2 separate regions of the Mus musculus genome follow, and region 1 is linked to region 2. A link is a loop called in an ENCODE intact Hi-C map of the cell type or tissue named here. Cell type or tissue: left cerebral cortex. All regions are shown on one strand. Links, peaks and the distances in the headings refer to the core of each region. The heading gives the core; the rest is flanking DNA.

Region 1 (15,860 bases), core at 3,326-11,325, 200 kb before region 2:
GCTCAACATAGCTTCCTCTATCTACATTCTTGTTTTACCTAGGAACACCAGCCCAGGTGTGGAAATGTCCACAATGAGCTGGGCTCTTCCATATTAAATAAATCATCAATCAAAAAAATGTACCAGTTGCTTACCCTGTTGGTTGCATTTTTCAGTGAGATTCCCTCTTCTAAAATAACTCTAGCTTGTGTCAAGTTAACGTGATACTGTGGAGCAGAGACACCAAGCATATGGTGCATGCAATTTTGTAAACAAATTCCCATTACAGAGTTAACATTTATCACTTAAAGTCAAGAGTATGGGTGAAATTGTTCTATACTTCTTTAGAGCATGATCTATTGTAATGAAAGATACTAGGGAGGTGTAAAGGGGATCAAAATCACAAGTACTGTGTACTGGTTAAGGCATTAGACCTGAGGCAGATAGTTGGTGAAAACATTTAACAGAGCAGACATCCTGAAATTAAAAAAAAAAAACTGTAGCATTTTTAGAAAATGTTAATCCTTTATAAAATTATGGATCATGTATTCTAGATAGATCAATATATATATATATACATATGCATATATATACACATATATACATATGTATATATATATATATATATAATGGCTGGTGCTTAATTATTCCAATTTTATTATGAAGTTCTTTATAAAACTTAAGGGTTTGTTTTGTAAATCCCAGTCACAAGAATCAGAACATAGTAGGGTGGAGAAAGATGTACTTCTATTTCTCAGTGATTAAAGAAAATGGCAGTTGCTTTATGGGAAAAATGCCCCAGGGAGCTCACACTCCAGATGTCAGTTTGTGATCTGTATACACTGAGCAGAAGGAGAATCTTTTATACACTTCATTTCATGGAAGGGAATAACACCTGTAAAGCTAAAGTAGTAGCTGGCATCATATGCTCGTTGGCACTAGCTGAGAGGTATGAGAATTCTAAAATGCTTTCTCTCACGTTGTTTCTGGAAATGTGCATTTTCATATAACTACACTGAGATAATCAGAAAAGAAAAGAAGAGTAAATAAAAGAGAAAAGGAAACAAGAAGCAGGAACAAAGAAAAGAGAAAATAGACAAAACGGAACTTGATCTTTATGAACACACCCCCTTGTCAGACCAATAAAACAGTGTGCCGTCAGCTCTGCAGAGCAGATACGGGCTGTACCAATGTCAGGGTCACTTCAGAAACATCAGCCCTGCAAACCTGAAGCTCTTAAGAAAGTCAGGCAAGCACAGAGGCTGTGACTCCTGAGTGATATTCTCAACATCATGGCTTCAGAGATTCTGGCTTTGAAAGCACTGGGAATCCTTATCTTTCTGGAGGTGAAATTCTGCAGTAGCAAGTGAAAACTTACACTGATATGATTGCTTGCCATGATGAACACCTGTCTACCAGGAAAGATACAGATAACATTCCTCTGACTAGAGAAATCCTGTTACCTCCAAATTTCACTAACCATACTGTTCTATATGATTTTTATATCATAAATAGCAGTGTTGAGCAATGGTGGCAGACAACTTAATTCCAGCATGTCAAAGTCAGAGGTGGTGGGTGTTCGAGTTCAAGATGTAACTGGTCTGCATAGTGAGTTACAGGACAGCCAGGTCTACACAGAGAAACCCCATGTTGAATATCCAAACAACAAAAACAATCAGTAAGGCATGCAGATTCTAGACAGATGTATAATTTCTAGAGAAAAACCTCTGGTGAGTATGCACCCTCCTCAGATACAAGCCACAAGGAATTCTCTAGCCTGTCCCCTCCCAGCTGAGCCTCAGCAGCTCACACCTTCCTGGTTGAGCATGGGCTAAGAGAGGACCCACACTCTCTGATATGCAGAATTAAAGGACACTCATCTATCAGAGAGGGCAGGAGAGAGTAAGCTGTGATAAACCTGGGACAATCTATTACACCATGCACTGTGATTGCGTTTTGCACAATATAACAAAACAGGCTTCTTTCAAGATACTGGAAATTCTGTACATAGTGTCGATAGCACTAGGAAAGGTCACTCATTTCTGAAACAGGTTCCAGTAGAAGAGCCTACACTAATGGAAAGGAAAGGAAGACATTTGGGCAGATTACAAAAGGAATCATGTATGGAACAAGAAATGACAAAGAGGAACTTGAGCAGTCCTCACTTAAAGTCGATTGCAAAGGCTGTTGCTGCTCAGGGCAGAAAAGTAGAAACTTCCTGTACAGCCTGAATCAAGGAGGCCCTGGCTTTAGACTTTGTGTCATTCCATAGGTTTCCAAATCATGGACAACCATGACTCATAGGATCATCACCTCGAGGGGTTTGGTAGGTGACACTGGTCAACAGCTTTAGTATGCTGTTACTCAGTCAGGATGTCTACCTTTGGCCAAGTCCCAACTTAAACCTAGAAAGACTCGAGAGAGAAATGGCTGGCATATCGGGGAAGGCAAAAAGTCACCCAGAAGATGCCAGCACTGTTTTCAGAGATGTCAGAAATAAATGAACTTTGGGGATATGATGAGCAAACATGAAGTGCCCTTGGACTGAGGGAGGGCAGATGTTCTTGAAAGACTATAAGAACCTTATTTTTAAATCTTAAAACCTTTGTAGCTGTGTTTTCATGCTCAGACTGGGAGTGGGAATATTATTATCTGGTGTTTCTAAATAAAGCTCCAGAAACAGAAGGAACGGATACCCCAACAAGGCAGCGTGGCACAGACTGCAGCCATCAACATGGACCCTGCACAGTGCTGCAGCACAATCTCCTTCCCTCATCACCCAGAGCCTCCTAAGAGGCGTGTCCTTGCTGCTAATCAGCTCTGACCTCCCTCTCAGTGCATTTGTATTATCAGAAAAATATAAAGCATATTTATTCAACGACTAGAACATAGAAAAGATTAATGAACACAAATATCATGTCCATTAGGACCATACTCACTGTTTATTAACAATCCATGTCCTGTTACCTCATCACCATAGTGAATTATGTGACTACTCCTACCAGGCAGAATGAGGCTAAGGGCTGACATAATTTGACAAGTTAAACTGGTAAGTGGAAAGCCTCTTAAGAAAGTTCCAGTCTATAAAGGCCAGCAAGGAGCACGCTGTTAGGAGAGGTTTGAACATACTACCCGTTTCTTTTTCAAAGGCTTTTAGAACTTCTAAGCATTCATCCTGTAGAAGCCACTATATCAACACCATTCCATTTATGGTGCATAATTAAGAGAAGCGAAATTAAATGTATTTGTTTAAATTTGAAATTAAAATAACAGTACTTTTCAAGATGCGTGCAAAGGATCATTTCTGAAAACTTCTAGTAATTACTCTATACAATTATGGATGATAAGGTAAATTTGGTAATTAGCTCAGAAAAATAAATTGAAATTAAAATTAATTGATATCTTATAAAATTAGGTAAGTTTAGGACCTTAAGGAAATGAATACCCCAGAAAGAAAATGCACTTGATGCAGCATACAGTACCCTGTGCTGAGGGCCTTCAGACTCAGCTTCCCCATGGCAGAGGCTGAAACTCCCCCTGCAGCTCCCACAGCCTGCCTCAGTCCCAGCCACTTTTTCTTTCTGTGCTTACTCAGGGCACTTACTCAGATGGAAGGGGTGGGGCAGGTGGAGTCTGAGCTGAGGAGATCCTGCACAGGCTTAGGTGAAGGGAGCCTTTAAAGCATCTCTGCAGCCTGCAATTTTAGTGACTGTCAGTGACAAGTTCCCACTGGAGAGCAGGGACATGTGGGATCCCACTGGAACCTTTTACCTGTTGAGTTGACTCTACTCTGTTGGGTAGCATCTGTCCTGTGTGAGCTGGGCCCAAACTTTTCACTGAGCATCCTTGGCACACCTGCAAGTTAGATCAGAACACAATGGAGTCAACACTAACTTGCTAATTTTCTCCTCAGGCAAAGTGAGTACAAACTAAACTTCTACTGCATAATTCATTTGCTTACCTCTGAGACTCCTGGTGCCTTCCTTGAACTTCCATGTTTCTGATTAAATCTACACAGTGAGTGGCAGGATTCTTGATCCAGGTTCCTTCAAGACATGGAGAACCTGAATTCAAGAAATCTTGATTCTGTGACCTATGACTTCCAGATTTCCTTCTCTTAGTAAACTGTAAAAATGAATTTAAAGAAAATATGGAAGTAAAGTAAGATTTGGGAGTTAGGGCTGTGCAACCATAGGCAGTTTGAACATAACTGGGCCCGAGGCTAACCCTGAACTGGACTCTTCTCCCTGGGGAGATTGAATGGCTAACTTCCTCCTTACAGATGGAGTCAGGAAGACTTAACATCTGTGTGGAATAAAATGACATGCAGTTTTGCTTTCATCTGGATAATTTACATATAGTAATATGAAGCTCCTGACAAATGGAACTATGGCCCATACTCCAAAGAGAATCCAGTCATCCAGGGTGGGGTACTCCTGTTATGAGGTCTCAGAATTAGAAGATAGAATTTTATTTTTTATTTATTTACTTATTTATGTAATTATTAGATATTTTCTTCATTTACATTTCAAATGTTATCCCCTTTTCTAGGAGGCCCTTGGTCTTTGATTTTTTTGTATCACTGGTGATTCCAACATCCCTAAGGTATCAAGCTTCCATCTAATTCTACATTCCTGCTTTTTGTTCTTTTTTATTAGATATTTTATTTATTTACATTTCAAATGCTATCCCCTTTCCTAGTTTCCCTTCCAAAAATCCCCTATCCCCTCCTCCTCCCCCTGCTTCCCAACCCACACACTCCCACTTCCTGGGCCTGCCATTCCCCTATACTGAGATATAGAACCTTCACAGGTCCAAGGGTCTCTCCTTCCATTGATGCCTGACTAGGCCATCCTCTGCTACATAAGCAGCTAGAGGCATTAGTTCCACCACCTGTTTTCTTTGGTTGGTGGTTTAGTCCTAGGGAGCTCTGGTGGGGGTGGGGGTGGTACTGGTTAGTTTATATTGTTGTTTCCCCTATGGGGCTGCAAATCCCTTCAGATCCTTGGGTACTTTCTCTAGCTCCTTCACTGGGGACCTTGTGCACTGCCCAATGGATGACTGTGAACATCCACTTCTATAATTGCCAGACACTGGCAGAGCCTCTCAGGAGACAGCTATATAGGCTTGTGTCAGCAAAATCTTGATGCCATCTGCTATAGTGTCTGAGTTTGATGGTTGTTTATGAGATGGGTCCTCAGGTAGGGCAGTCTCTAGATGGTCATTCCTTCAGTCTCTGCTCTGAACTTTGTCTCTGTAACTCCTTCCATGGACATTTTGTTCTCACTTCTAAGGAGGATCGAAGTATCCACACTTTGGCCTCCCTTTTTCTCAAGTTTCATGTGATTTGCAAATTGTGTCTTGGATATTATGAGCTTCTGGGTTAATATCACTGAGTGTATATCATGTGTGTTCTTTTGAGATTGGGTTACCTCAATTAGGATGATATCTTCCAGTCCATCCATTTGTCTAAAAATTTCATAGATTCATTGTTTTTAATAGCTGCATACTACTCCATTTTTGTAAATGTACCACCTTTTCTTTATCAATTCCTCTGTTGAGAGACATTTGGGTTCTTTCCAGCTTTTGGCTATTATAAATAAGGTTGCTATGAACATAGTTGTTGGGAACTAAAAAGGTGGCCCTGGGGAAGAGGGGGAAGAAGAGACCCACACCCTGCCAGAGTTCCACCTATTCTCTGGTCAATCAGATGTGGGAGACCTGCTATCTACCTTCCACTTTTCCCTGGGTGGGCATCTAAGACTCTGACCCACTCTTCGGGGGGGGGGGTATCAAGGGGAAGCCCTACCTGGAAGTTTTGCTAATGCCACCAGGGGTTACGGGAGAGAGGGATGAGGGATAAGAGGTTCCCAACACTGATAAGAGTGAGTGCAGCGGATCTTGATGAGCAGAGATTCTCTATGGTTTTAGAGCTTTATTGTAGAAAGGCAGAGAGAAAGAGAGAGTAAGAGGAAAAGAGGAAAGGAGAAGACAAAGAGAGAGGAGAGAGGGGGTGAGTGAGGGGTAAGAGGTAAGAGAGTAAGAAGTAAGAGAGACAAGTAAGAGAGCAAGCAGGGGCTGAACAGCCCTTTTTATACTATGCTGTCTTATCTTATTGTTGCTAGGTAACTGGGGAGGAGTTTAGCCGGAAGATCAGAAGCTTGGGCCATTACCTACTTGACTTCTAGCCATGCTTCTCTTGTGGGGGCTGTGGGGGGGGGGCAGAACTTAGGCAGGAGCCAAATTTCCAGGAGCATGTGGGAACACCTACAGTGTCATGTATGTGAATTATCACAATTTTTGGGGTTCAGGCCTCAGCTCAACTGGAGACCAGCTTGTCTGTGCATAGCCCATTTTCCCACATATAGTGGTGGATGTGTCCTTATTCCGAGTTGGAGCATCTTATGGGTATATATATGACCAGGAGTTATATTGCTGGATCTTCTGATAGTACTATGTCCATTATTCAGAGGAAACACCAAACTGATTTCCAGAGTGGCTGAACCAGCTTGCAATCCCTTCAGAAATGGAGGAGTGTTCCTTTTTCTCCACATCCTTGATAGCATCTGCTGTCACCTATGTTTTTCATCTTAGCCATTCTGACTGGTGTGAGGTGGAATCTCAGTGTTGTTTTGATTTGCATTTCTCTGATGATTAAGCATGTTGAGCCTTTTTTAAAGTGTATCTCAACCCTTTGGTATTCATCAGTTGAAAATTTTTTGTTTAGGTCTGTACTCCATTTTTAATACAGTAATTTGGTTTTCTGGAGTCCAACTTATTGAGTTCTTTATATATATTGGATATTAGCTACCTATCAGATTTAGTATTGATAAAGATTGTTTACCAATCTGTTGGTGGCCTTTTTGTCTTACTGACAATGTCCTTTGCCTTACAGAAGCTTTGCAATTTTATGAGGTCCCATTGTTGATTCTTGTTCTTATAGCACAAGCCACTGGTGTTCTGTTCAGGAATTTTCTCCCTCTACCAATATCTTTGAGGTTCTTCCCCACTTTCTCTTCTAGAAGTTTAGTGTCTCTGATTTTATGTGAAGATTTTTAATCCACTTAGACTTGAGCTTTGTAGAAGGAGATAAGAATGGTTGGATTCACATTCTTCTACATGCTATCTGCCAGTTGAGCCAGTACCATTTGTTGAAAATGCTATCTTTTTCATACTGGATGGCTTTAGCTTCCATGTCAAAGATCAAGTAACATAGGTATGTGGGTTCATTTCTGGGTCTTCAATTCTATTCCATTGATCTACCTGTCTGTCGCTGTACCAGTACCATGCAGTTTTTATCACAATTGCTCTGTACTACAGCATGAGGTCAGGGATGGTGATTCCACCAGAGGTTCTTTTATCATTGAGAAGAGTTTTTGCTCTCCTAGGTTTTTTATTATTCCAGATGAGTTTGCAAATTGCCCTTTCTAACTCTGTGAAGAATTGAGTTGGAATTTTGATGGAGATTGCATTGAATCTGTAGATTGCTTTTGGCAAGATAGCCATTTTTACTATATTAATCCTGCCAATCCATGAGCAAGGGAGATCTTTTCATCTTCTGAGATCTTCTTCAATTTCTTTCTTCAGAGACTTTAAGTTCTTATCATACAGACCTTTCACTTCCTTGGTTAGAGTCACACCAAGTTGTTTTTTATTATTTGCTAGTATTGTGAAGGTGGTTGTTTCCCTAATTTCTTTTTTAGCCTGTTTATCCTTTGTGTAGAGAAAGCCCACTGATTTTTTTTTTTGAGTTAATTTTATATCCAGCTACTTCTCTGAAGTTGTTTATCAGGTTTAAGTGTTATCTGGTGGAATTTTGGGGGTCACTTATATATACATGATCATATCATCTGCAAAGAGTGATATTTTGACTTCTTCCTTTCCAATTTGTATCCCCTTGATCTCCTTTTGTCATGTAATTGCTCTGGCTAGGACTCCAAGTACTATATTGAATAGGTAGGGAGAGAGTTGCAGCCTTGCCTAGTCCCTGATTTTAGTGGGATTGCTTCAAGTTTCTCTCCATTTAGTTTGATGTTGGCTACTGGTTTTCAGTATATTGCTTTTATTATGTTTAGAAATGGGCCTTGCATTCCTAACCTTTTCAAGACCTTTATCATGAACACATGCTGGATTTTCTCAAATGCTTTCTGAGCATCTAATGAGACGATGCTGTGGTTTTTTTTTGTTTTTGTTTTTTTTTGTTTGTTTTTTTTTCTTTTCCATTTTTTATTAGGTATTTAGCTCATTTACATTTCCAATGCTATCCCAAAAGTCCCCCATACCCACCCTCCCAATCCCCTACCCACCCACTCCCCCTTTTTGGCCCTGGCGTTCCCCTGTAAGGGGCATATAAAGTTTGCAAGTCCAAAGGGCCTCTCTTTCCAGTGATGGCTGACTAGGCCATCTTTTGATACATATGCAGCTAGAGACAAGAGCTCTGGGGTACTGGTTAGTTCATATTGTTGTTCCAACTATAGGGTTGCAGTTCCCTTTAGCTCCTTGGGTACTTTCTCTAGCTCCTCCATTGGGGGCCGTGTGACCCATTCAATAGCTGACTGTGAGCATCCACTTCTGTGTTTGCTAGGCCCTGGCATAGTCTCACAAGAGACAGCTATATCTGGGTCCTTTCAGCAAAATCTTGCTAGTGTATGCAATGGTGTCAGCGTTTGGAAGCTGATTATGGGATGGATCCCTGGATATGGCAATCACTAGATGGTCCATCCTTTCATCACAGTTCCAAATTTTGTCTCTGTAACTCCTTCCATGGGTGTTTTGTTCCCATTTCTAAGAAGGGGCAAAGTGTCCACACTTTGGTCTTCGTTCTTCTTAAGTTTCATGCGTTTAGCAAATTGTATCTTATATCTTGGGTATCCTAAGTTTCTGGGCTAATATCCACTTATCAGTGAGTACATATTGTGTGAGTTCCTTTGTGATTGTGTTACCTCACTCAGGATGATGCCCTCCAGGTCCATCCATTTGGCTAGGAATTTCATAAATTCATTCTTTTTAATAGCTGAGTAGTACTCCATTGTGTAAATGTACCACATTTTCTGTATCCATTCCTCTGTTGAGGGGCATCTGGGTTCTTTACAGCTTCTGGCTATTATAAATAAGGCTGCTATGAACATAGTGGAGCATGTATCCTTCTTTTTTTTTCCATTTTTTATTAGGTATTTAGCTCATTTACATTTCCAATGCTATACCAAAAGTCCCCCATACCCACCTACCCCCACTCCCCTACCCACCCACTCCCCCTTTTTGGCCCTGGCGTTCCCCTGTACTGGGGCATATAAAGTTTGCGTGTCCAATGGGCCTCTCTTTCCAGTGATGGCCGACTAGGCCATCTTTTGATACATATGCAGCTAGAGTCAAGAGCTCTGGGGTACTGGTTAGTTCATAATGTTGATCCACCTATAGGGTTGCAGATCCCTTTAGCTCCTTGGGTACTTTCTCTAGCTCCTCCATTGGGAGCCCTGTGATCCATCCATTAGCTGACTGTGAGCATCCACTTCTGTGTTTGCTAGGCCCCGGCATAGTCTCACAAGAGACAGCTACATTTGGGTCTTTTCGATAAAATCTTGCTAGTGTATGCAATGGTGTCAGCGTTTGGATGCTGATTATGGGGTGGATCCCTGGATATGGCAGTCTCTACATGGTCCATCCTTTCATCTCAGCTCCAAACTTTGTCTCTGTAACTCCTTCCATGGGAGTTTTGTTCCCACCTCTAAGGAGGGGCATAGTGTCCACACTTCAGTCTTCATTTTTCTTGAGTTTCATGTGTTTAGGAAATTGTATCCTATATCTTGGGTATCCTAGGTTTTGGGCTAATATCCACTGTGGTTTTTGTCTTTGAGTTTGTTTATATAGTGGGATATGTTGATGAATTTTTGTATATTGAACCATCCCTGCATCCCTGGGTTGAAGCCTACTTGGTAATGATGGATGATCTTTTTGATGTGTTCTTGGATTTGGTTTGTGAGAATTTTATTTAATATTTTTGCATCAATATTCATAAGGGGAACTGGTCTGAAGTGCTCTTTCTTTGCTGGGTCTTTTTGTGATTTAGGTATCAGAGTTATTGTGGCTTCATAGAACAGATTGGATAGAGTACCTTCTGTTTCTATTTTGTGGAATAGTTTGAGGAGAATTGGAATTAGGTCTTCTTTGAAGGTCTGGTAGAACTCTGCACTAAACCCATCTTGTCCTGGGCTTACTTTGGTTGGGAGCCTATTAATGACTGTTTCTATTTCTTTAGGGGGTATGAGACTGTTTAGATAAATAACATCATCCTAATTTAATGTTGGCATCTGGTATCTGTATAGAAAATTGCTTATTTCATCCAGGTTTTCCAGTTTTGTTGAGTATCTGTAGGTTTTGTTCTAGTATCTCATGATTTTTTGGATTTCCTCAATTTTTCTTCTTATGTCTCCCTTTTCATTTCTGATTTTGTTAATTAGTATTCTGTCCCTGTACTGTCTACTTAGTCTGGCTAAGGTTTTAACTATCTTGTTGATGTTCTCAAAGGACCAGCTCCTCATTTGGTTGATTATTTTTTATATAGTTCTTTTTGTTTTCACTTGGTTGACTTCAGGCCTCAGTTTGATTATTTCCTGCTGTCTACTCCTCTTGGGTGAATTTGCTTCCTTTTGTTCTATAGATTTCAGGTGTGCTGTCAAGCTGTGAGTGTATACTCTCTCCTGTGGGTTTTTTTTTTTTTTGTTTTGCATTCTTTGTTTGTTTGTTTTTGTTTTCTTGTTTCTTTTTTTGTTTTTGCTTTTTGTTTGTTTTTTGAGACACTCAGAGGTATGTGTTTTTCTCTTAGGAATGCTCTCATTTTGTCCCATAAGTTTGGGTATGTTGTGGCTTCATTTTCATTAAACTCTTAAAAGTCTTTAATTTCTTTCTTTATTTCTTCCTTGACTAAGATATCATTGAGTTGAGTGTTTTTCAGCTTCCACGTGTATGTGGACTTTCTATTATTTATGATGTTATTGGAGGTCAGCCTTTGTCCGTGATGACCTGGTGGAATGCATAAGATTATTTCAATATATTTGAATTTCTTGAGGACTGTTTTGTGACCGATTATATGGTCAATTTTGGATAAGGTGCCATGAGGTGATGAGAAGAAGTTATATCCTTTTGTTATAGGATAAAATGTTCTATAGTTAAATCCATTTTTTCATAACTTCTGTTAGTTTCACTGTGTGCCTGTTTATTATCTGTTTCCAGGATCTGTCCACTGATGAGAGTGGGGTGTGGAAGTCTCCCACTATTATCGTGTGTGTTGCAATGTGTTCTTGAGTTTTACTAAAGTTTCTTTAAGGAATGTGGTTGCCTTTGCATTTGGAGCATAGATGTTCAGCAGTCAGACAAGGGCCTGATGAAAGATTTTTCTGATTTTGTTCATTGACTGATGACAACAGCAGGGAGGCTTTTTGATAATGCAGAGGCAGGTGTAGACTATGTAAAACAGCTTGCATCTGAAAATGCCAATCCTGCCTGCCAAGCAACCAGTAGACTATACAGGACAAAGGTAGATTTCACTGGGTACATACAACGTGGTTCTGACATAGGGCCCTCTTACCAACATGGCTTAGCTTTGGCAGCTGCTATGCAAGGACAATAGGTAAGAGACTTCTTGGCAAGCAGAGACCAAAAGGCCTGTTTTTATTTTTTATTCCTTATTAGGTATTTATTTCATTTACATTTCCAATGCTATCCCAAAAGTCCCCCACACGCTCCCGCACCCACTCCCCCAACCACCCACTCCCACTTCTTGTCCCTGGCATTCCCCTGTAATGAGGCATATAAAATTTGCACGGCCAATGGGCCTCTCTTTCCACTGATGGCTGATTAGGCCATATTCTGATACATATGCAGCTAGAGATATGAGCTCAGGGGGGTACTGGTTAGTTCATATTGTTGCTCCACCTATAGGGTTGTAGATCCCTTTAGCTCCTTGTGTACTTTCTCTAGCTCCTCCATTGAGGGCACTGTGATCCATCCAATAGCTGACTGTGAGCATCCACTTATGTGTTTGCTAGTCCCCGGTATAGTCTCACAAGATACAGCTGTATCTGGGTCCTTTCAGCAAAATCTTGCTAGTGTATGCAATGGTGTCAGCATTTGAAGGCTGATTATGGGATGGATCCCCGGGTATGGCAGTCTGTAGATGGTCCATCCTTTCGTCTCAGCTCCAAACTTTGTTTCTGTAACTCCTTCCATGGGTGTTCTGTTCCCAATTCTAAGAAGGGGCAAAGTGTCCACACTTTGGTCTTCATTCTTCTTGAGTTTCATGTGTTTCACAAATTGTATCTTCTACCTTGGGTATTCTAAGTATCTGGGCTAATATCCACTTATCAGTGAGTACATATCATGTGAGTTCTTTTGTGATTGGGTTACTTCACTCAGGATGATGCCCTCCAGGTCCATCCATTTGCCTAGGGATTTCATAAATTCATTCTTTGTAATAGCTGAGTAGTACTCCATTGTGTAAATGTACCACATTTTCTGTATCCATTCCTCTGTTGAGGGGCATCTGGGTTCTTTCCAGCTTCTGGCTATTATAAATAAGGCTGCTATGAACCTAGTGGAGCAGGTGTCCTTCTCACCAGTTGGAATGTCTTCTGAATATATGCCCTAGAGACATATTGCGGGATCCTCCCTTAGTACTCTGTCCAATTTTCTGAGGAACCGCCAGACTGATTTCCAGAGTGGTTGTACAAGCTTGCAATCCCACCAACAATGGAGGAGTGTTCCTCTTTCTCTACATCCTGGCCAGCATCTACTGTCACCTGAATTTTTGATCTTAGCCATTCTGACTGGTGTGAGGTGGAATCTCAGGGTTGTTTTTATTTGCATTTCCCCAATGATTAAGGATGCTGAACATTTTTTTCAGGTGCTTCTCAGTCATTCAGTATTCCTCAGGTGAGATTTCTTTGTTTAGCTCTGAGCCCCATTTTTTAATGGAGTTATTTGATTTTCTGGAGTCCACCTTCTTGAGTTGTTTATACATATATTGGATATTAGTCCCCTATCTGTTTTAGGATAGGTAAAGATCCTTTCCCAATCTGATGGTGGCCCTTTTGTCTTATTGACGGTGTCTTTTGCCTTACAGAAGCTTTGCAATTTTATGAGGTCCCATTTGTAGATTCTCAGTCTTACAAAGGAACTGAAAGATCTCTATGATAAAAACTTCAAGTCTCTGAAGAAAGAAATTAAAGAAGATATCAGAGGATGGAAAGATCTCCCATGCTCTTGGATTGGCAGGATCAATATAGTAAAAATGGCTATCTTGCCAAAAGTAATCTACAGATTCAATGCAATCCCCATCAAAATTCCAACTCAATTCTTCAACGAATTAGAAAGGGCAAACTGCAAATTCATCTGGAATAACAAAAAACCTAGGATAGCAAAAACTCTGCTCAAGGATAAAAAAACCTTCGGTGGAATCACTATGCCTGACCTAAAGCTGTACTACAGAGCAATTGTGATAAAAACTGCATGGTACTGGTATAGCAACAGACAAGTAGACCAAGGGAATAGAATTGAAGACCCAGAAATGAACCCACACACCTATGGTCACTTGTTCTGTGACAAGGGAGCAAAAACCATCCAGTGGAAAAAAGACAACATTTTCAACAAATGGTGCTGGCACAACTGACAGTTATCATGTAGAAGAATGTGAATTGATCCATTCCTATCTCCTTGTACTAAGGTCAAATCTAAGTGGATCAAGGAACTCCACATAAAACCAGAGCCAGTGAAACTCCCAGAGAAGAAAGTGGGAAAAAGCCTTGAAGATATGGGCACAGGGGGGAAATTCCTGAATAGAAAAGCAATGGCTTGTGATGTAAGATTGAGAATTGACATTTGGGACCTCATAAAAATTACAAAGCTTCTGTAAGGCAAACGACAACTTCAATAAGACAAAAAGGCCACCAACAGATTGGGAAAGGATCTTTACTTATCCTAAATCAGATAGGTGAGTAATATCCAATATGTATATAAAGAACTCAAGAAGGTGGACTCCAGAAAATCAAATAACCCCATTAAAAATGGGGCTCAGTGTTAAACAAAGCATTCTCACCTTTGGAATACCGAAAGACTGAGAAGCACCTGAAAAAAATGTTCAGCATCCTTAATCATTGGGGAAATGCAAATCAAAATCATTGCTGAAATGACCCTGATATTGCTGTCTCTTGTGAGATTGTGCCAGGGCCTAGCAAACACAGAAGTGGATGCTCACAGTCAGTTATTGGATTGATCAAAGGGCCCCAATGGAGGAGCTAGAGAAAGTACCCAAGGAGCTAAAGGGATCAGCAACCCTATAAGTGGAATAACAATATGAACTAACCAGTACCCCCCGCATCTCTTGACTCTAGCTGCATATGTATCAGAAGATGGCCTAGTCAGCCATCAGTGGAAAGAGAGGCCCATTGGTCTTACAAACTTTATATGCCTCAGTTCAGGGGAACGCCAGGGCCAAGAAGTGGGAGTGGGTGGCTAGGGGAGGGGGAGTATTGGGGACTTGAAATGTAAATGAAGAAAATACCTAATTTAAAAAACCATTAAAAAAAAAGAAGTATAAGCCATGACTTTGCCAGGAATGGAATATATATTTAGCATTGACACTTTTCTGTGCATTGAGTGACACACATACTGTCACCTATGCGATAACACACATGACAAGTTTTGATATTTCACTTGTTTTAATGTCATCGAAATAATTTATAATAGTGAAATGTCTCTTAAATATACATGAAATCTTCTGAAGCTAAAAGTAATATTCACTCAACCAGTTTTAAAAATCTATTTGGAACTTTAAACATGACAAAACCTCATTTTCCAAAGCCTTTTGTAAGTCAAAGGCAGCATGAGTGATTTTTCCAGTGCTAACTAGGCTGAAGCCAATGGGCTTTTGGTTCTCTTCATGGAGGTAGAAAAAAATCTGTTATGAAGTCGTCTATGAAAAGAAATTGTGACAAGTTACTGATAAGATAGAAACCATACAGGGATAATACACAGTGTAACTTTGACTTCATAGAATGAATTGGGTAGTGTTCCTTCTGTTTCTATTTTGTGAAATAGTTTGAAGAATATTGGTATCAGACATTCTTTAAAGGTCTGATAGAATTCTGCACTAAAATCATCTGGTCTTGGGCTTTTTTTTGGGGGGGAGAAGCTTTTAATGACTGCTGCTATTTCTGTAGGCATTATACGACTGTTTAGATGGTTCATCTGATCATGAGTAAATTTTGGTATTTTGTATCTGTCTAGAAAATTGTCCATTTCATCCAGATTTTCCAGTTTTGTTGAATATAGGCTTTTCTACTAGGATCTGATGATTTATTTTAATTTCCTCAGTTTCTGTTGTTATATCTTCCTTTTCATTTATGATTTTATTAATTTGGATACTGTCTCTGTCTCCTCTGGTTAGTCTGGCTAAGGGTTCATCTATCTTATTCTATTTCCTCAAAGAACCAGCTCCTGGTTTTGTTGATTCTTGGTATAGTTCTTTTTCTTTCTACTTGGTTGATTTCAGTCCTGAGTTTGATGTTTGATTATATCCTGCTGTCTACTCCTCTTGGGTGTATTTTCTTCATTTTGTTCTAGAGCTTTCAGGTGTGCTGTTAAGCTGCTAGTGTATGCTCTCTCCAGTTTCTTTTTGGAGGCATTTGTGGGGAATTGGGCTATGCACAGACAGGCTGGTCTCCAGTCGCTCTGAGGTCTGAATCCCGAAGGGTGATAATTCACCTACATGAAATGGTAGGCATTCTCTCATGTTCCTGGAACTCTGGCTCCTGCCTAAGTTACAGACCCCTGTAGCCCCCTAAAAGAGAAGCATGGCTAGAAGTCATGTAGGCAATGGCCCAAGCTTC
Region 2 (15,860 bases), core at 3,984-11,983:
AATGAGAGCATTCCTAAGAGAAAAACACATACCTCTGAGTGTCTCAAAAAAACCAAAAAAACAGAAAATAAAAACAAAAAACAAACAAACAAAAAACCCACAGGAGAGAATATACACTCACAGCACACCTGAAATCTCTAGAACAAAAGAAAGCAAATTCACCCAAGAGGAGTAGACAGCAGGAAATAATCAAACTGAGGCCTGAAGTCAACCAAGTGGAAACAAAAAGAACTATACAAAAAAATCAACCAAATGAGGAGCTGGTTCTTTAAGAACATCAACAAGATAGTTAAACCCTTAGCCAGACTAACTAGACAGTACAGGGACAGAATACTAATTAACAAAATCAGAAATGAAAAGGGAGACATAAGAAAAGAAGTTGAGGAAATCCAAAAAATTATGAGATACTAGTACAAAACCTACAGATACTCAACAAAACTGGAAAACCTGGATGAAATAAGCAATTTTCTAGACAGATACCAGATGCCAACATTAAATTAGGATGGTGTTATTGAAAGACCCCCGAAGGGAGACCCTCACTCAAGCACTCAAGCCCCGGGACAGCCGCGGACCCAAGAAGACACTGAGACCGTACTCAAATGTAGAAGGCAAGATTTAATAGAACAACAGCAAGAAAGCACATGGAACATAGACCAGAGCTCTGGGGTCGAAACTCATGCACCTAGTGGTGTAGAGGAGAATCGACGACCAGCCAAAATTTTTCACAGGCTTATATAGTAAAACTCAAGGGGGGAGAATTGGGCAGGGAGAGTACAAGTTTACATCACTAGGGGGGTTCTGCCAAGGGACAAGGGGTTCTGCCAAGGGAATCTACATAACTAAGCGGTCATGTCCTATCATTTGGCAATGTATCCGGTTCATTTTGAGGTTGTTCCAGGAGGCCCTTATCTCAAGAATGTTCTTGGAACAGTCTTTAGTTGGGAGGGTTCGAACTCTAGGGTGAGGAGTTCAGGAATGCATTCTGGGGTGAAGAGTTTAGGAGTGTTCCGGGAACAATCTCTAGATGGGAGGGGTCGGGCTCTGGGGTGAAGAAGAGTTCAGTAAAAATTTTTATTCTTCATTCCCCACTTCTTCTAGAAGATAGTTCTAATCTTAGAACGAGTTTTCAACCTCCTGAAGGACCCGATATTGTTGTCTTAGTACCATAACTTGTACTGCGTTTATCCTTTCTCTAATAAAAGCTACTAACTTATTAAGGATGCATGGGCCAAAAGTAAGCAAAAGCATAAGTGTAATTAAAGGTCCTGCTATAGTGGAGAGGAGAGTGGTGAGCCAAGGGGACTTATTAAACCAGCTTTCAAACCATCCTTGTTGGCTTTCTCTTTCTCTTTTACGTATATCTAGGCGTTCTCTAAGTTTAGCCATAGAATCTTTGATTACTCCTGAATGGTCAACATAAAAACAACATTCTTCTTTTAAGGCAGCACAGAGTCCTCCTTCTTTAAGGAATAATAAGTCTAATCCCCTTCTATTTTGCAGCACCACTTCGGACAGAGAAGTTAAAGATTCTTCTAATTTGGTTATAGACTGTTCTATAGTTCTAAGATCAATATCCATAGCTGCACGTAGTTCTTCATAGTATTGGGGGGTCTTAATTAAGGCAGCGGTTCCTGTACCTACTCCAGCTGCTACTCCCAATCCTAATAGAACTGCCAAAGTTAAGGTAACGGGTTCTCTTTTCCAGCGGACCCGATGTTCAAATTTATCTAAAAAAGAGCTATCATCATGATACAAGAGTCTGGGAATAAGCTGAACCAAAATGCAGAAATCTTTGGAACTATTAAAAACAGACATAGACACACAAGGAGTGAGACCGGTATTGCAAGCCCACACTGTGTCTAGGGGAGGTACCAAATACTGACCACTTTTGCTAGACTGGATGTTCTGGGTCTGATTACAGAGGTGCCCTTTATCCTGAGGTACCCGGCCCAGACAAAGCCCTCTTCCTGAAACTGCTGCTAGAGTCAGCTTTCTGTTTTCTCCCCAAAGGCATTGAGAATGATCTGAAGTAGTATTATAAGTCCTGATCTGAGCTATTCCTTCATAATAAGGTGGGCTAGAGGCATAGCATAACCAGCATGATTGAGTCATATTAGGGTTAGTTCTATTCAGAACTAAAAAAGCTCCTTGGACTAGACTGACCAGACGGTCCTCTGTTCCTAGGGGCGGTGGGGAAGCCAAGGTAGGCTTTCCTAGGGAGGGTACCACTGTGTTGGGCTGTGGAGTTGGTGGAGCTGGTACAGTCGGGACCTTTGGGGGAGCCAGTACGACTGGGGGGCCCTGTTCTATAAGGACCTTGTTGGGCCCTACGAGTGTCACTGCCGGGTCTCTCACTGTCAGTCTGATCGTGAAAATGAACCCAGGATCTCTTAGTGGAATGTATACTCGCCAACCCCACCTATTTCCTTTAAGCCAACTTAGACGGTGTTGTTTTCTGTTCTCGGTGAACTTTATACGTAGAGGGTTGCAGTATTTACCTTTGCATGGTCCTGAGGGTGCTCTGTTTTTAAAAGCGCACCCACTCTCTTGATATTTATAGGGGTTTCTTTCTCCTTCGTTTGACTTATCATAGCCACTACCTCGTTTTACCGTGATTAGGTCCCATTTAGAGGAGGGCTTCCAGTAAGCATCCCCTGTCGTTTCACATGTCCATTTACCACAAAAGTAATCTGATGCCCCCCCGCATTCTTGTTGAAGCCTCTTGTTCTGACCCTGACCAGGGCAAACATAAAAAATGTGCAGCTCTAAGATTAGCTCAGTAGAATTGCCCCGAACACCCATATGTGCTCCCTATCCCATTTGGGACACACCGCTCCTCAGGGGGTGGGTTGCTAAGATCAGTATGATCTGAGAGGTCCCAATTGGGGGATCCTGCCACTAACTTACAGACGTCAGGCGTGAGATCAGGCCACCAAGTCCAGAGGGGATGGACTGCAGTGGTTGCCCATACAATGTTTCCCTTTTCATTAAGCACCTCCCAGGACTGTTGAATGAGGGTTAAGATTCCCTAGGTCTAGAGTGGCGCCTGCGACGCAGACGAAGCTTAAGAGGATTGTCAGTGGCTGCCACTGTCCAATTGTTGTCGTGGTTTTCTTCATCTTGGCTGGCGGTCCTCTTGACGTGGGAGGCGTGGATCCAGGAGGCGATTCCGTCAACTTTTACTGCAGTAGGGGTTGTCAGTAACACCAAATAGGGTCCCTTCCACCATGGCTCAAGGCTGCCGGTTCGATGCCGCCTGACCAAGACTTTGTCTCCAACTCGGAACCCGTGGGGTACTGCGGTGGTCCCTGGGGTATAGGCTGCTTTCAGTTGGTCCCAAATCTGGGTCCTAATCACTTCTAGGGCCTTTAAATGAATAAGCAAAGAGGAGGGTAAGACAGGGTCAGAGTCGGAAACTAATGTTCCACCAGCTTCCATTAAGGGGGGAGGTCCTCCATACAGAACTTCAAAAGGAGTGAGCCCGAAACGACCAGGGGTGTTTCAGGCTCGGAAGAGCACAAGAGGAAGGAGAGCCACCCAGTCTTTTCCGCCGGTCTCAATGGCTAATTTAGTCAAGGTCTCTTTTAAGGTCCTATTCATCCTCTCTACCTGTCCTGAGCTTTGAGGGCGGTAAGCACAGTGTAATTTCCAATCGATGCCCAACTGAGTGGCCAAGCCCTGACTTACCTGGGCAACAAAGGCTGGTCCATTGTCGGACCCGATTACCTTAGGGATTCCAAATCTTGGCAGGATTTCTTCAAGGATCTTCTTGGCCACAATCTGGGCAGTCTCTGTTTTAGTGGGAAATGCCTCGACCCATCCTGAAAAGGTGTCTACAAATACTAACAGATACTTGTTACCATACATTCCAGGTTTAACTTCAGTAAAGTCTACCTCCCAATACACTCCAGGATGGTCTCCCCGTTGTCTCTTTCCAGGTTCTTTGTAGGCTTTAGTTGCATTAGTGAATGCACATGGTTTGCAGGAGTCTATAATCTTTTGAGCCACTGACTTCAGGTTGGGGACTTGGTATCGGGAATTTTTAATTAGTCTCATCATTTTTTCAACTCCCAGGTGGGTGAATTGGTGTAGTCCTTTCACAAATTTTATTCCTTCTTCGGGAGTTAATTCTATTTTCCCTTCAAAAAAATATGGGAAGGGATCTCTGGTCCACCATAGCTCTTTTATGTTATATCTCTCGTCCTCAGTGCTTTTGGGCGGATCACCTTTTTCAGTTAAGATCATGGCCCCTTGAGCAACTTGTTTTGCTACTGAGTCTGCCATTCGGTTGCCCCTGGCCACCAAGTCTTCTCCTCTTTGGTGGCCGGGGCAGTGGATGATGGCTACCTTCTTAGGTGCATGTATGGCTTCCAACAGGGCCAGAATTTCTTCTTTGTTTTTAATGTCTTTACCAGCCGAGGTCAATAGCCCTCGCTGCCTGTAGATGGCCCCATGGATGTGTGCGGTAGCAAAAGCATAGCGGCTGTCAGTGTAGATGTTAATGATCTTACCTTTAGCCTCTCGGAGGGCTTGAATAAGCGCTATAAGTTCAGCCTTTTGTGCCGACGTTCCTTCAGGCAAAGCGCTTGCCCAAATTACCTTTTTCCCGTCTACCACCGCAGCTCCAGCCTTTCGCTTCCCCTCTATCAGGAAACTGCTGCCGTCTGTGTACCAACTGGGAGCTCCAGGCCAGGGTTGGTCAGTCAGGTCACTTCTGGTCCCAGTTTCTTCAGCGAGGATGTCCATACATTGATGTACTGGGACGGAATCATTTGTTAGAGGGAGAAGGGTAGCTGGGTTGAGGATGGCAGGGGGCGCAAAGGTTACACGCTCATTTAGCAGCAGGCTCTGATAGTGTGTCATTCGGGCATTTGTCATCCATCTGTCAGGTGGCTGCCGCACGATACTTTCTAAGGCATGAGGGGCCACAACAGTCACCTGTTGTCCCATTGTCAATTTGTCAGCATCTTTGATCAACAGGGCTACTGCTGCAATAGCTTTCAGACATGTGGGCCATCCGCTAGCAACAGGATCTAATTTTTTTGACAAATAGGCTACAGGTCTCTTCCAGGGTCCCAGTGCTTGTGTCAACACTCCCCTGGCTACACCCGCTCTCTCGTCCACATATAGGACGAAAGGCTTAGTCAAGTCTGGTAATGCTAGCGCGGGGGCAGTCATTAGAGACGACTTGATAGCCTCAAAAGCTCTTTGGTGTTCTTCTTTCCACTCGAAAGGAACCCCTTCCTTAGTCAAAGGATATAGAGGTGCTGCTAGGGTTGCAAAGCCTGGAATCCAGAGTCTACAAAAGCCAGCAGTCCCCAGAAACTCACGTACCTGCCGTGGGGTAGTTGGCGATGGGATCATCATAACAGTCTTCTTCCGGGCCTCTGTGAGCCATCTTTTGCCCCCTCGGAGGGTATACCCCAGGTAGGTTACCTCAGTTTGACAGATTTGTGCCTTTTTAGCCGAAACTCGATACCCCAAGTCACTCAGTTCTGCAAGGAGCATCTCAGTTCCCTGGTGACACAGCTCCTTCGAGGCTGCCGCAACCAAGAGATCATCCACATACTGTAGTAGGGTAAGCTGAGGGTTTCGAGTGCGAAAAGGCGCGAGATCCCGATGGAGGGCCTCGTCAAACAGGGTGGGGGAATTTTTGAACACCCTGTGGTAGCCTAGTCCAAGTTAGTTGACCAGTCTGTCCACCCTCTGGGTCCCTCCATTCAAAAGCAAACAGGAGCTGACTCTTAGGGTGCAAACGCAGGCAAAAGAAGGCATCTTTTAAGTCCAGAACTGTATACCATGTTCTCTCAGGTGGGAGAGAGCTTAATAAATTGTACGGGTTCGGGACTGTGGGGTGAATGTCCAGGACCCTTTTGTTAACCTCCCGGAGGTCTTGTACCGGGCGATAGTCATTGGTCCCTGGTTTTCGAACCGGCAGAAGTGGTGTATTCCAGGGGGACTGACAGGCCACTAAAACTCCTTGGCCCAGCAACCTCTGGATATGAGGCCGGATGCCTTCTCTAGCTTCCTTGCTCATGGGGTATTGTTTTACCGAAATGGGGGTGGCATCAGCTTTAAGTTCTACCACAACCGGAGGCACTTGTTTAGCCAACCCCATTCCTGCTTGTTCTGCCCAGACATTGGGGAATGCAGTTAGCCAACCTGAAGAGACTGCATTTTTGGGTTGTTCTTCATGCAATCGGTACTCTTCCTCTGTGTTGAGGATAAGGCAGGCAACAGGGGCCTTTCCCCAGCTTACTTGTGGGCCTTCTGAAGTAAATTGGACTTGAGCCTTTAGTTTGGTTAGCAGATCGCGCCCCAAGAGGGGAGCAGGGCACTCAGGTATTACCAGAAAGGAGTGGGTCACTATATTCTTGTCTATCTGAAGAGCTCGTTTGGTCGTCCAGGGGTAAAATTTACTACCAGTGGCTCCAATTACCCTGGTCTTTTTGGAGCCCAGCTTGCCTAAGGGGTTAGTGAGTACTGAATGCTCTGCTCCGGTGTCTATCAGGAAGTTGACAGGGGTCCCCTCCACGGACAAAGTTACCCTAGGCTCAGGGAGGGGGTCTGAGCCCCGACTTCCCTAATCATCTTCTAGGGTCAGGACCTTGGATCGCTCCCACTTTTTAGGGCAATCTCTAGCCCAGTGTCCTTTCTCTTTGCAATAGGCGCATTGGTCTTTTTCCAGTGGTATCTTTCTGCCACCTGGCGGTTTCACTTCCCTGTTGCCCAGGAGCCCTATTTTACCTTTTCCTGACTGTCTATCATTCACAACTGCGGCCAAAATTTTACTCAGATTTCTCTCCTGACGGCGATCCCGTCTATTTTCCCTCTCCTCTATTTCTTTCTTCTCTCTCTCTCTTGCCTCTCTTCTTCTGTTTCCCTCTTATGATAGACTTTCTCTGCTTCTTTTACTAAATCTTGGAGCGTATGATCTTGGAGCCCCTCCAGCCTTTGCAGCTTTTTCTTAATGTCGGGAGCGGACTGACCAATGAAGGCCATGGCTACAGCGGCTCTCTGCCCCTCTGACAAGGGGTCAAAAGGGGTGTATCTCCTATATGCCTCCATTAGACGCTCAAGGAAGACTGAGGGTGGTTCAGTCTGCCCCTGCAAGACCTCTCTTACCTTAGCCAAATTGGTGGGCCGTCTAGCGGCTCCTCTGAGACCTGCCACTAGAGTCCGGCGATAGACAAGGAGGCGTCCCCTACCTTCCGCGGTGTTGTAGTCCCAGTTGGGGCGGTTCAAGGGAAAAGCCTCATCCACGAGGTTAGGGAGGGCAGTGGGTGTGCCGTCCTCTCCCAGAACATTTTTTCTCGCCTCCATCAGGATTCTTTCTCTTTCTTCTGTGGTAAAAAGAACCTGCAAAAGCTGCTGACAATCATCCCAAGTGGGTTGATGGGAGAACATAAGTGACTCAAGGAGCCCAGTAAGTCCAGAGGGGTTCTCTGAGAAGGGAGGGTGGTTAGTTTTCCAATTGTATAAATCAGAAGAGGAAAAAGGCCAATACTGTAAAGGAATGAGATCATTAGGTCCTGGTGCTGGCCCTCCTACATGTGCTCTGAGTGGCAAGGCAACTGTTGAGTCTGGCCCCCCTTCCTCCCCGGGGCTTCGGCCTCAGCGACTCCGAGTCCCCCCCGCCGGTCCCTGAGCCCCTCTCGCTACAGGTCCCTGTGGTGGGGCAGCTGCAGGTGGCTGTTGGGGCAAGGGGTAAGGGGGAGGTTGGGAGTCCATCCAGAGGAGGTCGTCAATCTCTGGATAGATCTTGGGGGGTGCTGATGGGCCGGACTTTCCGGCTGCATCAGACTGGGCAACCGCTACCGTCAGCTTCGAAGAGTTTGGGGTCCAAGGCTTGACCCATGGAGGTGGGAATTGGACGAGATTCTGCCAGGTCACAATGTAGGGGATCTGATCAGGGTTACCCCCTTCCTCCTGAAAAACAATTCGCCTGACGGCGGCGATTAGTGACAAGTCAAAAGCACCCTCAGGTGGCCAGCCACTCCAAACGTTGGCCACTGGGAGGCGCAAAAGGTCTGCCACGGACCCTTTCTGACCTCCACCGACTGGTTGTGGCTCTGACCCGCACCTCCTTCCAATGCTCCAGAGTCAGAGAAAGGGGAGTGGACACAGATTGTCCCATTTCTAGAAAAACAGTAGTCACAACAAGAGCGGACACGAGACTAAGACAAAAAAGAAACCAGAAACGGCGGCGACTCCGCGTCGACCACAAGCAACTCAAAGAATCAGATGGCCTCTCTAAGGCCGGCCGATTGAGACCCTCTGCACGAGGTGGGACTCGAACCCACGATCCCGTGACCAAACGCGAGGTGGGACTCGAACCCACGGTCTCGCAACAAGGCGCGAGGTGGGACTCAAACCCACGATCTCGCAACAAAACGCGAGGTGGGACTCGAACCATCTGGAGGTATGGCCTTGTTGGAATAGGTGCGACCTGGTTGGAATGGGTGTGGGCATAAAATCCTCACCCTATTTGCCTGGAAGTCAGTCTTCCACTAGCAGCCTTTGGATGAAGACATAGAACTCTCAGCTCCTCCTGTGCCATGCCTGCCTGGATACTGCCATGCTCCCACCCTGATGATAATGAACTGAACCTCTGAACCTGTACGCCAGCCCCAATTAAATGTTGTTTTTTATAAGACTTGCCTTGGTCATGGTGTCTGTTCACAGCAGTAAAACCCTAACTAAGACACTGATATTAACCCAGAAGCTCTGAATATCCAAGACACAATTTGCAAATCACATGAAACTCAAGAAAAAGGAAGGCCGAAGTGTGGATACTTCGATCCTTCTTAGAAGTGGGAACAAAATGCCCATGGAAGGAGTTACAGAGACAAAGTTCGGAGCAGAGACTGAAGGAATGACCACCAAGAGACTGTCCCACCTGAGGATCCATCTCATAAAAAAACATCAAACCCAGACACTATTGTAGATGCCATCAAGATTTTGCTGACACAAGCCTGATATAGCTGTCTCCTGAGAGGCTCTGCCAGTGTCTGGCAATTATAGAAGTGGATGCTCACAGTCATCCATTGGGCAGTGCACAGGGTGCCCAATGAAGGAGCTAGAGAAAGTACCCAAGGATCTGAAGGGATTTGCAGCCCCATAGGGGAAACAACAATATAAACTAACCAGTACACCCCCACCCCAGAGCTCTCTAGGACGAAACCACCAACCAAAGAAAACAGGTGGTGGGACTCATGGCTCCAGCTGCATATGTAGCAGAGGATGTCCTAGTCAGTCATCAATGGGAGGAGAGGCCCTTGGTCCTATGAAGGTTCTATGCCCCAGTATAGGGGAATGCCAGGCCCAGAAAGTGGGAGTGGGTAGGTTGGTAAGCAGTGGGAGGAGGAGGGGATAGGGGATTTTCAGAAGGGAAACTAGGAAAGAGGATAGCATTTGAAATGCAAATAAATAAAATATCTAAGAAAAAAGAGAAAAAAAGAAGGCAGGAATGTAGAATTAGATGGAAGCTTGATACCTTAGGGATGTTGGAATCACCAGTGATACAAAAAAATCAAAAGCCAAGGGCCTCCTAGAAAAGGGGATAACATTTGAAATGTAAATGAAGAAAATATCTAATAAATAAATAAGTAAATAAATAATAAAATAAAATTCTATCTTCTAATTCTGAGACCTCATAACAGGAGTACCCCACCCTGGATGATTGGATTCTCATTGGAGTATGGGCCATAGCTCCATTTGTCAGGAGCTTCATATTACTGTATATAAATTATGCAGGAGAAGAAAGCAAAACTGCATGTCATTTCATTCCATACAGATGTTAAGTCTTCCTGACGCCATCTGTGAGGAGGAAGCTGGCCATTCAATCTCCCCAGGGAGAAGAGTCCAGTTCAGGGTTGGCCTCGGGCCCAGTTATGTTCAAAAGTAGGATTTGGGCCCTAACTCCCAAATCTTACTTTACTTCCATATTTTCTTTAAATTCATTTTTACAGTTTACTAAGAGAAGGAAATCTGGAAGTCATAGGTCACAGAATCAAGATTTCTTGAATACAGGTTCTCCATGTCTTGAAGGAACCTGGATCAAGCATCCCACCACTCACTGTGTAGATTTAATGAGAAACATGGAAGTTCAAGGAAGGCACCAGGAGTAACACAGTTACGCAGATGAATTATGCAGTAGAAGTTTAGTTTGTACTCATTTTGCCTGAGGAGAAAATTAGCAAGTTAGTGTTGACTCCGTTGTGTTCTGATCTAACTTGCAGGTGTGCCAAGGATGCTCAGTGAAAAGTTTGGGCCCAGCTCACACAGGACAGATGTTACCCAACAGAGTAGAGTCAACTCAACAGGCAAAATGTTCCAGTGGGATCCCACATGTCCCTGCTCTCCAGTGGGAACTTGTCACTGACAGTCACTAAAATTGCAGGCTGCAGAGATGCTTTAAAGGCTCCCTTCACCTAAGCCTGTGCAGGATCTCCTCAGCTCAGACTCCACCTGCCCCACCCCTTCCATCTGAGTAAGTGCCCTGAGTAAGCACAGAACCAGAAGGTGGCTGGGTCCCAGGCAGGCTGTGGGAGGAGGAGCTCTGGAGCTGCAGGGGGAGTTTCAGCCTCTGCCATGGGGAAGCTTAGTTTGAAGGACCTCAGTACAAGGTACTGTATCCTGCATCAAGTGCATTTTCTTCATGGAATATTCATTTTCTTAAGGTCCTAAACTTACCCATGCTCAGCCTAATTTTATAAGATATCAATTAATTTTAATTTCAATTTATTTTTCTGAGCTAACTACCAAATTTACCTTATCATCCATAATTGTATAGAGTAATTACTAAAAGTTTTCAGAAATGATCCTTTGCATGCATCTTGAAAAGTACTGTTATTTTAATTTCAAATTTAAACAAATACATTTAATTTTGCTTCTTTTAATTATGCAACATGCAACATAAAGGGAATGGTTTTGATTTAGTGGCTTCTACAGGATGAATACTTAGAAATTCTAAAAGCCTTTGAAAAAGAAACGGGTAGTATGTTCAAACTTCCCCTAACAGAGTGCTCCTTGCTGAACTTTATAAACTGGAACTTTCTTAAGAGGCTTTCCACTTACCTGTTTAACTTCTCAAATTATGTCAGCCCTTAGCCTCATTCTTCCTGGTAGGAGTAGTCACATAATTCACTATGGTGATGAGGTAACAGGACATGGATTGTTAATAAACAGTGAGTATGGTCCTAATGGACATGATATTTGTGTTCATTAATCTTTTCTATGTTCTAGTCGTTGAATAAATATGCTTTATATTTTTCTGATAATACAAATGCACTGGGTGGGAGGTCAGAGCTGATTAGCAGCAAGGTCGAGCCTCTCAGGAGGCTCTGGGTGATGAGGGAAGGAGATTGTGCTGCAGCACTGTGCAGGGTCCATGTTGATGGCTGCAGTCTGTGCCACGCTGCCTTACTGGGGTATCCGTTCCTTCTGTTTCTGGAGCTTTATTTAGAAACACCAGATAATAATATTCCCACTCCCAGTCTGAGCATGAAAACACAGCTACAAAGGTTTTAAGATTTAAAAGTACAGTTCTCCCGTCTTTCAAGAGCATCTGCCCTCCCTCAGTCCAAGGGCTCTTCATGTTTGCTCATCATATCCCCAAAGTTCATTTATTTCTGACGTCTCTGAAGACAGTGCTGGCATCTTCTGGGTAACTTTTTGCCTTCCCCGATATGCCAGCCATTTCTCTCTCGAGTCTTTCTAGGTTTAAGTTGGGATTTGGCCAAAGGTAGACATCCTGACTGGTAACAGCATACTAAAGCTGTTGACCAGTATCACCTACCAAACCCCTCGAGCTGATGATCCTATGAGTCATGGTTGTCCATGATTTGGAAACCTATGGAATGACACAAAGTCTAAAGCCAGGGCCTCCTTGATTCAGGCTGTACAGGAAGTTTCTACTTTTCTGCCCTGAGCAGCAACAGCCTTTGCAATCGACTTTAAGTGAGGACTGCTCAGGTTCCTCTTTGTCATTTCTTGTTCCATACATGATTCCTTTTGTAATCTGCCCAAATGTCTTCCTTTCCTTTCCATTAGTGTAGGCACTTCTACTGGAACCTGTTTCAGAAATGAGTGACCTTTCCTGGTGCTATCTGCAGTATGTACAGAATTTCCAGTCTCTTGAAAGAAGCCTGTTTTGTTATATTGTGCAAAACGCAATCACAGTGCATGGTGTAATAGATTGTCCCAAGTTTGTCACAGTTTACTCTCTCCTGCCTTCTCTGATAGAATAGTGTCCTTTAATTCTGCATATCAGAGAGTGTGGGTCCTCTCTTAGCCCATGCTCAACCAGGAAGGTGTGAGCTGCTGAGGCTCAGCTAGGAGGGGACAGGCTAGAGAATTCCTTGTGGCTTGTATCTGAGGAGGGTCCATACTCACCAGAGGTTTTTCTCTAGAAATTATACATCTGTCTAGAATCTGCATGCCTTACTGATTGTTTGTGTTGTTTGGATTTTCAACATGGGGTTTCTCTGTGTAGACCTGGCTGTCCTTTAACTCACTATGCAGACCAGTTACGTCTTGATCTCGAACACCCACCACCTCTGACTTTGACATGCTGGAATTAAGTTGTCTGCCACCATTGCTCAACACTGCTATTTATGATATAAAAATCATATAGAACAGTATGGTTAGTGAAATTTGGAGGTAGCAGGATTTCTCTAGTCAGAGGAATGTTATCTGTATCTTTCCTGGTAGACAGGTGTTCATCATGGCAAGCAATCATATCAGTGTAAATTTTCACTTGGTACTGCAGAATTTCACCAAAGCCAGAATCTCTGAAGCCATGATGTTGAGAATATCACTCAGGAGTCACAGCCTCTGCGCCTGCCTGACTTTCCTAGGAGCTTCAGGTTTGCAGGGCTGATGTTTCTGAAGTGACCTTGACATTGGTACAGCCCGCATCTGCTCTGCTGTGCTGACAGCACAGTTTCAGTGGTCTGACAAGGGGGTGTGTTCACAAAGATCAAGTTCTGTTTTGTCTATTTTCTCTTTTCTTTGTTCCTGCTTCTTTTTTACTTTTCTCTTTTATTTACTCTTCTTTTCTTTTCTGATTATCTCAGTGTAGTTATATGAAAATGCACATTTCCAGAAACAACGTGAGAGAAAGCATTTTAGAATTCTCATACCTCTTAGTCGGCTGGTGCCAATGAGCATATGATGCCAGAACTACTTTAGCTTTACCGGTGTTATTCCCTTCCATGAAATGAAGTGTATAAAAGATTCTCCTTCTGCTCAGTGTATACAGATCACAAACTGACATCTGGAGTGTGAGCTCCCTGGGGCATTTTTCCCATAAAGCAACTGCCATTTTCATTAATCACTGAGAAATAGAAGTACATCTTTCTCCACCCTACTATGTTCTGATTCTTGTGACTGGGATTTACAAAACAAACCCTTAAGTTTTATAAAGAACTTCATAATAAAATTGGAATAATTAAGCACCAGCCATTATATATATGTATATGTATACATATACATATATGTATATATATATGCAAATGTGTGTATATATATATTTATCTATCTAGAATACATGATCCATTATTTTATAAAGGATTAACATTTTCTAAAAATGCTACAGATTTTTTTTTAATTTCAGGATGTCTGCTCTGTTAAATATTTTCACCAACTATCTACCTCAGGTCTAATGCCTTAACCAGTACACAGTACTTGTAATTTTGATCCTCTTTAGATCGCCCTAGTATCTTTCATTACAATAGCTCATGCTCTAAAGAAGTATAGAACAATTTCACCCATACTCCTGACACTAAGTGATAAATGTTAACTCTGTGATGGGAATTTGTTTACAAAATTGCATGCACCATATGCTTGGTGTCTCTGCTACACAGTATCACCTTAACTTGGCACAAGCTAGAGTTATTTTAGAAGAGGGAATCTCACTGAAAAATGCAACCAACAGGGTAAGCAACTGGTACATTTTTTTGATTGATGATTTATTTAATATGGAAGAGCCCAGCTCATTGTGGACATTTCCACACCTGGGCTGGTGGTCCTAGGTACAACAAGAATGTAGATAGAGGAAGCTATGTTGAGCAATGTGGTAAACAACACTAGTCAATGCCTTGTCCATCAGTTCCTGACTCCATGGCCCTGTCTTGAGGTTTTTTTCAGCTTCCCTGAATGAAGAACTACAAGCTGTATGGTAAAATAATCCCTTTCTCCCAAGCTTTCTTTTCATTATGCTATTTTATCACAGCAACAGAAGGCCTACCCAAGACAGAAATTGGGACTAGGATATGGGGGTTACTATGACAGACCTGACCATGTAATTTTTGAAGATTGAAAAAGGGTTTGAAAAATGTAAGTTGTATGATACATAGAATGCTGATATCTTAGTGAATTATTCTGTGTAGACGAAGATATAATGCTAAGACCAGTGGATAGTATGGACGCTTGTCTTAGGAAGACCAAGAGGGAAGTTTAAGTGTCCCTTAAAGATTCTATGAGGGTCATTCGTATCTTAAGAACCACTAAAGTGAATCATTTGCCTTGCTGGAATAATTAAAAACTTCTGAAAAGTGTTTTCTTGGTTTCAGCACAGAGACATTCTGGTTCAGGTACAGTTGAGGCTGCCTCTCCTGATTGAATCGAAATGGGGAGCTTAAGAGTCTCTCAGGTTGTACTGGTTCTGAAGGCTGGAAGGGATCAGGGAGCGATCCCTAAAGACAGCCAAGAAGAGACTATCAATAAAGCTTCGGCTCACTTGAAGTACAAATCCAAGCAATCTGAGATGTCAGCATCACAGGATACCTACCAAGGACAGCAGCAGCTGCTGTGGAGTGAGGCCAATTTGAGTCTAGGAGACAAGCTGTGTGTGCTATGGAAGGCTTTCCTAGCACTGTGAGGAGCCAAGAATATTGTTAATGAGTCCCAGAAAGGTTATATAGTTTTACACTGTTGGAATTTGTTGAATTTTATTGTAACTGTGCCATGGTTCTTTTTTTGAAAACAAGAAAATATTTAAGTTATTATTTATGTTGCAGGGGCCTAGAATTAAGAGACTTTGAACTTTTAAATGCATTTTAGAGTTTTATGGAAACTTTGGAGTTTTACAGACTACGTGTGTTTTACAGAAATTTTGAAAATGTAAGAGAAATTGGATGTTCTAGAGACTGAAAATTTTGGAGAGGCTTTGCATGTTGAGCAAGATTTGAAGATTTAGGGGAGATTAAGCTTTTAAAGTATATTGAATTTTTATCTTGAAATTTTGATATTAATATGATATCTTGAGAACAAAAGGAGACAAGTTTATAGTGTAACAGTGGTGTGTTTTTGTGTCAACCTGACAAGGGTACAGCTTTTCCAGCTATTTGCTATTTTGGTTTCTTTGTTTCTTTGGGTTTTTTTTTTTTGGGGGGGGGGTGGTTTTTGGTGTTTTGTTTTGTTTTGTTTTGACACACAGTAAATCATTGAGAAAGAGGTAAGGTAATATCAGTTCAGATAATTCCCCTACCAGATTGAGATGTGGGCATATTTGTGGTGAATTTAGATTGGTTATCTAGGTGAGAAAGCCCAGCTTAGTGTGAATATAGGCCCCGAGCTGGGAGTTACTTAAGAATACAGACAAGGAAAACCATGAAGCAAAAAGCTAGTAAATAGCACTTTTTCATGATTGTGCATCAGTTCCTACCTATAGGTCTCTGCCTTAACTTCTTCCCCCAACTATCCTGGATGATGTATTACTAGCAGTAACATGCAATAAAGGCTTTCCCAGCCAGCATGGATTTGGTAATGGTGTTTTACTAAGTTAATGTCTAATCAAAAAACTGTAAGAATTCTACAGCATATATAGCATATTTATGAATGTAAACTTGTAGTAG

Evidence for each region. Peaks named below come from ENCODE experiments on the same cell type or tissue, not always from the same donor. Only the 100,000 strongest peaks of a DNase experiment are listed, where the experiment ranks them.
Region 1: a loop joins it to region 2, with 11 times the contacts of the local background. A loop is called at or near these places in 17 of 42 quality-filtered maps.

The regions. Positions count from the first base shown.
Region 1 is chr6:90,134,193-90,150,052 of GRCm38, reverse strand. It overlaps the pseudogene Gm20426. Among named protein-coding and RNA genes, the nearest start is that of Vmn1r51, 19 kb to the right of the region's middle. In left cerebral cortex, for the core only: no CTCF peak of the experiment used is centred there; no DNase peak of the experiment used is centred there.
Region 2 is chr6:89,935,119-89,950,978 of GRCm38, reverse strand. Vmn1r45 (vomeronasal 1 receptor 45) reads left to right here and starts at 10,472. Exons shown (of 2, transcript NM_011684.2): 1 at 10,472-10,628. In left cerebral cortex, for the core only: no CTCF peak of the experiment used is centred there; no DNase peak of the experiment used is centred there.